Linked DNA regions of Homo sapiens: region 2 is linked to region 1. A link is a contact called in ENCODE Hi-C or POLR2A ChIA-PET data. All regions are on one chromosome and are shown on one strand. The core of a region is the stretch at or near the end of the contact, and the rest is flanking DNA. Distances in the headings are between cores, read along the strand shown. Region 1 has its middle 18 kb from the start of ZNF366. Region 2 overlaps TNPO1-DT (TNPO1 divergent transcript).

Region 1 (5,712 bases), core at 2,343-4,842:
CCAACATCTGAATCTGATTTTGCTCTAAGAACATTTGCTAAGCCTAAAGAAATTCATTTTTGGTAAATTCCTGGGGCCAGGAGGCAAAAGGCAAGACCTGTAATCCACCAGAAGTCAGGATTTTAATAAATCATGACCATTTTAAATTGGGATCCCAAAGGATCCAGGTAAGGTAAATCATGAGTAAGCTAATCCCTGCAAAGAATTTTGATTTGGCTTTATGTCATTCGGGTGGTCCAGGAAACTGCAAGCCTTGAACTTGGTTTAAGATAGACCCAGACTGGTAGCACCTCAAGTGTCTGGCAGAGGCAGAGGAAAATCCTCTTTGGAAGAAGATGATGTTACGCTAGGCCTCAAATTATTGTGAAAATTAGTACAAATAATCTTTAAAACACAATGTCCAACACATTGTCAAAAACAACCAGTCATACATGGAAACAGAGTTCACTGAACAACACCAGCAGAAACAACAGACAACACAAATAGACCCATAATGACTGGAAATAATGTCTGTTGGAATTATTAGTCACAAACTATAAAATAACTCTGCTGTGTTTGAAGAAGAAAACAGACAGAATAAACTAAAGGCAATGTTTTAAGATATGATAGCCAAGAATATTAAGGACTAATAGAAGACATCAATCAATAGATTCAAGAAGCCTAATAGAGCTTACACAATATAAATTTAAAGAACAGCACTGCCAGAAACTTTATAGTGAAACCATAGGAAACCAAAGAAACTGAACTGTAAGCCCACCATATACTAAAAGCAGCCATAAAGAAAAGGACATATTATCTTTAAAGAAATAAAATTAAATCGACAGCTGACTTTTAAAAGTTAATAATTGAAGTCAGAAGACAGTAAAATAGTATTGTCAACATGTTCACAGAAAATAATTGCTCACTTAGATTTCTATTCCCAGGAGATATTCTATTTATTAATATATTGTTATATTATATATCCATTTATATTATATATGGTAAAGATAAATACTTTTTTCTAAAAAACTGAGAGTTTGGAAAATTTTAAAGGATTATTTAAGGGATAAGTAAAATGATCCAGATGGAAAATCTGAGATTCAGGAAGTGAAGACCAAAAAACAATAAAAATATATTATAGAATTTTAAAATTACATAGGATTTTAAATTGTGACAAGCGCCAATTAATTGGGATGTAGATAGATGGGATTGAAGTGTTCTAAGCTTTCTGAATTGTATAGGCCAATGATAGAGATTAACATTTATATTATATTTGGATAAGTTAGCAATGAAAGGTTAAAAATAAAATAATAAATAGAAAACAATAATAATTTTTAGGCCAGCCACTAAAAGAATAGTTATTGCAAATCTTCCAAAATAGTAAAGGGGAAGACTAATGATTAAAATATCTTAGTTGATCCCAAAGAAGTCAAGAGATGAGAAAAAGAATCATAGAAGAGGTAGAACATATCAATCATGAAATAAGATGCTAGATTAAAACCCAAATTTATCAGTGATTCCATTAAATGTAAATGAGCTAGCCTTACTATTCCTAATAAATATTTCCTAATAAATGTGCATTAAAGGGCTGTGGGGAATATTGGAGAATGCCCTGAGCTGAGGATAGGAGGCCTGAATTCTAGTCCTTCTTTAGTCATCAGCTAACCATGGAATTCTGAGCAGTTCTCTGGACTTCAGCTCACACAGGAAATTAGGACATTAGGTTGGATAATGGATGAACTTCATTTAGTCCTTTTAGACTTAGAGATTATTCTCATGACCTCTTTGCTTAGGTTCCAGGTCTTAAGACAGCCTCTTGTTGAAGGAAGGGACGCCCTCTGCTGAGATAAAACTGAATTCTCTTAAGCTTCATTTATCTCACTTGGCAAGATATCTTAAGTGACATATGGAAATGTTACACATTAGAGGTGGCAAAGGTGTGATAAATACTTTTTTAAAATGACTATTCATATTGATGCCAGAATCTCCAATATTGATTAACTTGGATTCGCAACTGAAAAATCTTATTCACTGGTCTCTAAAGACAGGTTTGCAGAACTTCCAAAGTTATTTATATTCATCCTCCCCCATAAGCAATCTAGATTGATCAACATTTAGTATACATAATGGCACTGGTACTCTCACTTGGTCCATATATAAGCTGGTCATGGGTCACAAACAGAACTTGAGTTATCCTGAAGGAAAAGTGGGAATTCACACCGTGAAGAGGTTGACTGTTATACTACCGTTCTTTCACTGGTGTTTAGTGTATTGTGACACAATACAGTTTGTATGTTGTCAACTAACAATTTTTTAAAAGACTCCTGCCCTCTAAATTACAAACTAAATAGAATTACAAGTTAAATAGAATAATAAGTTAAATCAAATAATAGTGCAATTAATAATAATGCAGTTAATAATTCTGCAAAGAATAAGAAAATGGCAAAGCAGACATTTTTCCTACTCCTTCAATCATATTACAAAGTAAAAATAATGATAATTGAATCAGATCCACAAAGAAGCCTACACAGAGGCCAAAGTGTATTGAACTCCACCAAGAAGTTTATTTGAAGTATAGATTTAACCCATCAATTAATGGAAACCCCAACTAATACCAGCTCATGAAGAAGAGCCATTGCAATTGGCAGAAAACTTTAACGTATGGTTTATTACATGTTTTCTATCTTTTGAAAAGTTCTTTTGGGTATGTTTCATAATAAACTAATATGATAGCTTATATGTATAATTTATAAACAAACACAGATACACATTTTGGGGATGTATGCTCAAATTTGAGGAAGGGGTACATAAAGAAATCTGGAGACTCCAGACTTAGTTTAAAAAGCAGAGCTCTTGGGTGGACCTTCAGAGTGACATGAATTGTAGGGCTACAGGGGAACTGAGAGGCCTCAGGTCATTGGACAGGAGCGGCTGGGCACTGTGATGTGCTGACTGTGAAGTCAGACAAAGACTCCAGGTTGTCTGTGCTCTATCATTATAGGACCTTGGGCAGATGACATATCCTCTCTGTGTTTTTAAAAATACAGCCCTTAGACAATCTGCATCAGCACTGAGGCATTGACTAAAAATTTAAATTACTACCCTGTGGTCTGATCGTCACTGACCCTCTTCTTGGGCCAGAAAAGGGTATTTCACATTACTGAGCATTTTCTTTGTGTCAAGCCCTTTCTCATATTATTATTTTGTTTGATACACATAACAAATATTCCCATTTGTGAAATATTCCCATTTTATAGATTAGGACAGTGAGCGTGGTGGACAGACCTTAGGGTGACTGCCGGTAATTCCTGCTGTCTGCTGTTCAAGCCCTTTGTAATCCACTCCCTGTATGTGTGGATGAATCTGTGACTTGCTTCTACTCAACAGAATATGGCAAAAGTGATAGGCGATCACTCCCTTGCTTAGATTAGATTATACAACAAAGATGTCGGGCTGTCACCCCATAATTATGTTGTGATAGAAGTTTTAGCAGACTGAAGAAGCAAGACTTTCCTGCTGGCCTTGAAGAAGCAAGTTGCCATCACATCAACTGCATATGTTGAGAGTCACAAAGCAGGGAATTGTGGGAAGTCTCTAGGAAACTTCCAGCCTCAGTCCTGTAACCACAAGGAACTAACTCTTGCTCAACATCCCCCTAGGGTTAGAAGAGGACTCTGAGCTCCAGGAAGGAAGGAGACCTGGTCAATTCTTTGCAGACAATCTTGTGAGGCCCCAAGCAGAGGATCCAGTTAAGCAATGTCTAGATTCCTGACTTGCAGGAATGGTGACATCATAAATCTGTGTTGTTTTGAGCTGGTAAATTTAAAATATTTATTACACAGCAGTAGAAAATGAGTACAGTGGACATGCATGGTGGTTTACACTTGTAATCCCAGCACTTTGGGAAGCCAACACAGAAGGATTGCTTGAGTCCAGGAGTTTGAGACCAGCCTGGGCAACATAGTGAGACCCCTTCTCTACAAAAAAATTTAAAAATTAGCCAGGTGTGGTGGCAGGTGTAATCCCAGCTACTGGGGAGGCTGAGGCAGGAGAATTGTTCGAACCTGGGAGGAAGAGGTTGCAATGAGCCGAGATCACACCACTGCACTCCAGCCTGAGTGACAGAGCAAGGCCCTGTCTCGAAAAAGAAAAAGAAAGAAAAGGAATGCAGCAAGTGATTCGTCTTTTTTGTTTTTTGTTTGTTTTTTGTTTTTTGAGACAGGGTCTCATGCTGTTGTTCAGGCTGGAGTGCAGTGGTGCGATCTTGGCTCACTGCAGCCTCTGCCTTCTAGGTTCAAGCAATTCTCCTGCATCAGCCTCCCAAGTGGGGGCCCACCACCACGCCTGGCTAATTTTTGTATTTTTAATAGAGACAGGGTTTCACCATATTGGCCAGGCTGCTCTCAAACTGCTAACCTCAAGTGATCCTCGCACCTCGGCCTCCCAAAATGCTGAGATTGCAGGCGTGAGCTGCTGCGGCCAGCCCCCAAGTATTATTATGTATCAGAATCATCTTGCTTGAAGGTGGATAGTGTTCTCCAATCTAGACTTATCCATAATAAAGCTGATATTTGTATCTTCATTCTCTATCTTTTGTGGCTATTTCTCAGCTGGTTCCAAACTCAGAGTTGGGGGGAGATATGACTGATTATCAACTCTAACCCCAGCACATCGTAGCATTACCTGCTCTTCTCCACAGGGCACCTTCCCACCCATTGTTCATTTGAGCCTCAAAATAATTTCATAAAATCAAGACAACTTTTTAATTGTTTAATATCCATTTTAATTTTAGACCACTCTATCTAAATGTGAATTTTATTTTTATTTATTTTTGTCCTCCTAAGCATTCAGGATGATTTTTCAGTCTGAGGATTTTTATATTTTTTCAATTAAATTTTTTCTCTGTTATTATATTTTTAGGTAGTTTTTCTGCCCAATTTTTATTATTCATTCCTTCTGGAACTCCCATTGGATGTGTGGTCTGTGTTTCTCTGTCTATTTTTCTTTTACCTGAACTCTTTTATTCTATCTCCTCTTTCTAGGCTAGGTCTAGGCTAAGTTCTGTATGACCCCTCTCAGCGCAATCTTCCAATTCTTTTATTCTGCCTTCAAGTCTGCCCAGTCTCTTGTTTATGCTAAGTATTAAGGTTTACTTTTTGAGTGTGTTTTTTCCTAATTCAGGGAATAAAATTTAATTTTCAACAAGCTTATTTTATATCTTCTTGTTCTTGCCATATAACCTCCCATTTAATATCGAAAGAATGCTATTAATACATCCTTAATCTCTTTAAGAATTCTAAGCATGTTAAGTTTAAAGTTATTTGAAATTTATATGTCATTCCAGTTTCTTTGGGTATGAATTCTCACTCGTCGAATCTCATAATGGATTCGTGTTGCAATAATTTTTTGTGTGTGCTTTGTAGATTTTATTTGAGATTTCATCTTGCATGAAACTTTCCTGAATGCCTGTTCCTTCCCATGGTTGCCTTAGCCTGGCCTTCTAGACCTCACACTTCCAGGATAGTCTTACATGAAAGTTCCAATCATTCAGCTCAAGCAGGTAATGCATTACACCTGTGCCCTGTGCTAGCCTGGTTCTCTTTATTACATGGGCTCCTCTCTACACAAGTAGAATGTTTCTAGCCATAGCTATGTGGTCAAGCAGAAAAATTTCAGTCCCAGTTCCCTGGATGGAGGTGCTGTCCAGCCCCCTGCTTAATTCAAGGAACTTGG
Region 2 (5,433 bases), core at 994-3,493, 85 kb after region 1:
TCAAAACTAATTAACAGTGATAAAAGCCAGAATTGTGTTTGTCTATGGCAGGATAAGGGGTGAATTAACCAGAAAAAACCATGACAGAATATTGTGGAGTGATGAAAACCTTCTGTTTCTTGATTTGGGATATAGTTACATGATTTAACACCATCAGTAGTATGCTGAGTCTGTCTCTTACACTCCTGAGGGTAGAATTTTTGTAAGCCGATTGTTAAACCATCGCTAGCTTAAAATCAGCTATGGTGGGAGTATTTAAACCATGCAAACCAACAAATGCTACAAATCAAGTTTGGGTCTTTCTGCAGAGGGCCACTTTACCAGCATACCCTTGAATACATTTGTCCAGCTTCATCAAAGTATACACTTAAGATTTATGAATTTTAATGTGTATAAAATTACCTCAATAAGGCACTGGTAGCAAAGAAGAAAAAAAGGATAAAATAGTGTCTTCAGTTAGTGAACCAGTCTAGTTGTTCATTTGTGACTTTCATGTCCTTATGTGCCGTTTCAAGCCTTCATGAGTTCCATTTTCTAAAATTGAGGCTCACCACGATCGTAGTAAATAGCTGGCTTGACACTGCGTACTCTGTGAGCCGCTGAGCTACATTTGAATTAGGTATAGTGAATTTTAATATAATCTGTGTCCTAATTTTTACCACCTCTCTTAAAATATCCTTACATACGTAAAGTATAGGCCCATCCTTCTTTTTAAAAAAGTTTCATATGTTAAAGTCTTTATATGTCAAACACAGCAAATATTATATTACTGCATATAAACTTAGTTCACCATTCTTTTTAATTGAGTAAATCCCTATCACTTTTATGCTTTATTTTCATTATCTTTTGTTTTATGGGTTTTTTAATACCTGTAAAAAGAGCTATGGCTATGTTGAATTCAAATAACACAAAAGGCTAAAAAGTCTTTCCCTAGACTCTATCCCAAGTCCTACTGTTTAAAGAGAGCAACGGTTGGCTGGGCGCGGTGGCTCACACCTGTAATCCCAGCACTTTGGGAAGCCGAGGTGGGCGGATCACGAGGTCAAGAGATCAAGACCATCCTGGCCAACAGGGTGAAACCCCGTCTCTACTAAAAATACCAAAAAAAATTCCTGGGTGTGGTGGCACGCCCCTATAATCCCAGCTACTCGGGAGGCTGAGGCAGGAGAATCGCTTGAACCCGGGAGGCGGAGGTTGCAGTGAGCTGCTATCGTGCCACTGCACTCCAGTCTGGCAACAGAGCGAGACTCTGTCTTAAAAAAAAAGAGCAATGGTTAAACATTAGGATATAGCTGTCCAATCTTTTTCTACATTTATATTATACACAAATCAAAATACATATACACACATGCTACACTTTTAAAAAACAAAAATAGGATTATGTATAATGTTACACAACTCGGTCTGTTTATTTTATCTTCCATGCTCATCTTTCCATGTCAGTGTAGGTGAGCTCTACCTAAGAAAAGCTTCGTAGGTACCACTACTTATTTAATCAGTCTCCTCCTGCTGAACTCTTAGACTTTTTCTAAACTGTCATCATTACAAAATTCCTACAATGAACACCCTTGTGTTAAGTTGAATCATTTCAAATTGCTGTTTGTGTATATCAAAAAATGGTTGAATAGCAGTAATTTCAAATGGGTCATACTATACATTTGTATTTCTATAGGATACACTTCTTGAAGTGGGATTGGTGCATCAAAGAAGATGTGCATTTTTATTTTGATGACTACTACTACACTACCCACCTCATAGATATGCCAATTTATACTGTGCTCATTCCCCATGCCCTTGACAATAATAAAAGCTTTCAATCTTTTTAATTTTTGCTAGAAGATTATGCCTCCGTGTTTTGCTTTGCTTTCTTTCCTGATGATTGAGGAGGCTGAATATCTTTTCGTATGCATACTGCACCCAGGACACTTAAAACATCATTTGATTCTCCCACAATCCTCCAAACACACTCCTATTTACAAAAAGAAAATCAAACCTCTTTTTGAGAGAATTAAAGAACAGATGCCTATCGTTAAAAGGATTCCTTTTAGGAAGCTGGGACGGATTATTTTTCTGCCTTCAAATTTCTATTCGTTTCTGTTACTGGACACACAAACATGTATTGTTTTTGCCTAGAGCGAACTCCTTTGACCTCACTCTTCTGTTTTCTGAATTTGAATCACTTGGAAAATCCACTGGGCTTTGGATCTGAGAAGCCGACACTGGGCTCTGGGCAAAGCTGTGGGCTTTGCAGCCTGCCAGCAGGGGGCCTCTTCAGCTCTGAGAGGCCTCCTGGCCAGAGCTCCATTTCCTCCCTCCTAAACAAGCTTCTCCCCAGCGCAGAGAGGCAGTTGCTGGCTTCCACTTAGGCAGGATAATTTAGTGAATGAAAGTCGTTTGGCTTCCACCATAGTAATTAGTATGCAAATTACCAGTATATTACCTGCAGAGTCATAAATTACATTGACAGACTTAATATTCACAGATTCAACATTCCAGTGAGGGTAATTTTTCTATTTTTCAATAGTTGTAGACCAGGCCGATCCACCACCTTATTGAACTGTTATGCATTAAATCAACAGTTGAAAAATTAAGCATTTTCCAAAGCATTTTATTATGCATTTATTTCTTTCAGTAGGCAGTCAAGTGGAACATTAAATATGCAGTGTGTCTAAGAGTACTAAATGGCTGGTGAATACATTTAAGCCTAAAACAGTTTTTTTGTAACTTAAAAAAAGAGACACAACACAGGAAAATCTATATCATAATACAATCTATTGAATCTTTGCCAACACCATTAGAACCAAATATTTTCTAGCTCAGGTTCCCGTAAGTAAGAGGAATCATTAATCCCCAATAAGTGGTTCAAGCTAATGCTGCTCACAAATGGAAAATGGCTGGCCCATAGGAAAGGGGTGCAGTGAGTCCACGTAGGGGTGGACAGGGTCAAGTCTCATCATGTCAACATGATCTTTCCTTCTTCTATTCACCCAAGAGACCAACTGAGCCCGTATTCTGTGCCAGGTCAACAAGATGATTCCTGCCTCCAGGGGATTTAAGGACAGTTAGAGTCAAAGTCTCTTAGCTCAGCCCCTGCTGATGGACAGCATGGTGAGCACTAATCATTGAAGAGTCATGGGGAACACCCAGCACCTTTTCTACGTCCAGCCTCAAAAGCCACTGGAAAGTTAGTGAGACTCAATAATTCCTTCCTCCAGTTCCTCTCTGCACATTCCTACAAAATAAAATTACCTTTGCTTTAAGAGTCTAACATTACTATTGAGGCCATTGAAGGACATATTTATTGATGGTTTCAACAAGGAGATCTGAGAAAGGTGACTAGAGATGGTTAGCAGGAATGTACTGAGAGACACCCATTCACAGATGTGCAGATAACGCCAAATTGCAAATAAACCAGGTGGCTGATGTCTGACATTTGGTCCTTAACTTTAGAAAGTACTTAGCATTTAGAATACCATCCTTCAAACCAAACAAAAGAATTATCCTACGGAGATAGAAAAAGGCAGGGGAAGAAAACCACTTTGCTGCCACAGCTTGGGCCTGCAGTGGCTTCTGTGTCCCCACACTGTATTTGAGGATGGGCATCACCACTTCAAATTCTGGGGGAAGAGCCCCTTGGCCCTGGTTTTCTACTCTCTGTAACCAGCTCACACCTTTCTTTGTGGAGCTATGATCGGCTGAGGAAATGAATTGTTTTCAAAGAGTCTTTCTGAAGAGTGAGCCAAATGGAAGTAGGACAAGATATCTCAGTTAATGTGGGGGTCCGGTAAAGAATGTGCAATTCAAGCCTCCTACCCTGTAACATTTCTCAGGGTTGGAGGTTGCATGCTATGAAGGCTGGAAGAAGTCAGAACATAAGGCAGGAGTTGAAAACAAATGTGCATCGTGTACTTCTCCAAAAGCCACAAATATATAATATCATCTACAGGGAGGTTTACTGTAACATTAGCCTGTCTTGTGATCACTCATTCAGTAAGTATTTACTGAGTGCATATTATGTGCTGACACTGTCTTCTATCAAAATTTTTCTCTTAAATGTCAGCATAGAATCTCATACTTTATTTTATAATGCATTTTTAAAACTGCCAGATTATTAGTATGAACTTTAAGAGCAGAAAGTGCTTACTCACCAGAGAATAGGCCTTTTAAAAGTTGATTCATTTTTTAATTGAAAAATAAAAGTTGTACATATTTATCATGTACAACATGATGTTTTAAAATATATATATATTGTGGAATGGCTACATTGAGCTGATTAACATATGCAGTACCTCACACAGTTATCATTTTTGGGGGTAAGAACACTTAATACCTACCCTCTTAGCAATTTTCAAGACTATAATACATTGTTATTAACCATAGTCACCATGTTGTACAATAGATCTCTGGAACTTATTCTTACTATCTGAAACTGAAATTTTGTATCCTTGGAACAACTTCTCCTCAACCCTCTTCCCCCTCCACCACTCCAGCCCTGGTAACTATCATTCTACTCTGCTTCTCAGAATTCAACTTCTTTAGATTCCAAATATAAGTGAGAGCCTGCAGTATTTGTTTTTCTGGGCATGGCTGATCTCGCTTAACCTAACGTCCTGCAGGTTCATCTATGTTGTTGCAAATTACAGGATTTCCTTCTTTACTTAAGGTGGAGTAGTACTCCACTGTGTATATATACCACATTTTCTTTACCCATCCAACTATTGATGTACCTTAGGTTGATTCCATATCTTGCTTACTGTGATACTACTGTGTGAACATGAGAGTGCAGATATCTCTTTGACATACAGGTTTCAATTCCCTTGGCTATATACCCAGAAGTGGGATTGTTGGATCATATGGTGGATCTATTTTTAATTCTTTGAGGAACCTCCACACTGTTTTACATAATGGTTGTACTAATTTACATTCCTACCAACCATGTAGAAGGGTTCCCTTTTCTCCACATCCTCGCCAACACTTACCTTTCATCTTTTTGATAATAGTCATTCTAACAAGTGCCAGGTGATATCTCCTTGTGGTTTTATTTTGTGTTTCCTTGATGATTAGTGATGTTGAGCATTTTTTCGTATACCTGTTAGCCACTGTATGTCTTCTTTTGAGAAATATCTATTCAGATCTATTGCCCACTTTTTAATCAGGTTATTTGTTTTCTTGTTATTGAGTCAAGTTCCTTATGTATTTTGGATTTTAACTCCTGATAGATATATGATTTGTAAATATTTTCTCCTACTATGTAGGTTGTCTCTTCACTCTGCTGACTGTTTGCTGCACAGAAGCCTTTTAGTTTTTTCTTTTTTTCTTTTTCTTTCTTTTTTTTGGAAACAGTCTTGCTCTGTCTCCCAGGCTGGAGTGCAGTGACATGATCTCGGCTCACTGCAACTTCCGCCTCCCGCATTCAAGCGATTCTCCTGCCTC

The links. A loop is a pair of places that touch in the nucleus more often than their neighbours do. ChIA-PET counts read pairs that join two places held with the same protein, here RNA polymerase II (POLR2A). Pooled maps may share reads with other maps.
Region 2: a pooled map shows a loop between it and region 1 (3-fold over the local background). The contact joins two enhancer-like sites. A Hi-C loop is called at or near these places in 4 of 168 maps with a recorded cell type or tissue (PC-3, dorsolateral prefrontal cortex, endothelial cell of umbilical vein and 1 more) and 5 of 50 pooled maps. POLR2A ChIA-PET finds 5 or more read pairs at or near these places in 1 of 52 experiments (CD4-positive, alpha-beta T cell).

Annotation. Positions count from the first base shown.
Region 1 is chr5:72,522,364-72,528,075 of GRCh38, forward strand. No RefSeq gene overlaps it. Among named protein-coding and RNA genes, the nearest start is that of ZNF366, 18 kb to the left of the region's middle. RefSeq lists a silencer at 1,659-1,953. Within about 2 kb of position 3,593, at least 3 of the 41 ENCODE cell types and tissues checked have a DNase peak (open chromatin) inside an H3K27ac peak, as active enhancers do.
Region 2 is chr5:72,609,053-72,614,485 of GRCh38, forward strand. The region is part of intron 7 of TNPO1-DT (TNPO1 divergent transcript); the gene reads right to left. Among named protein-coding and RNA genes, the nearest start is that of ZNF366, 100 kb to the left of the region's middle. Within about 2 kb of position 2,244, at least 2 of the 41 ENCODE cell types and tissues checked have a DNase peak (open chromatin) inside an H3K27ac peak, as active enhancers do.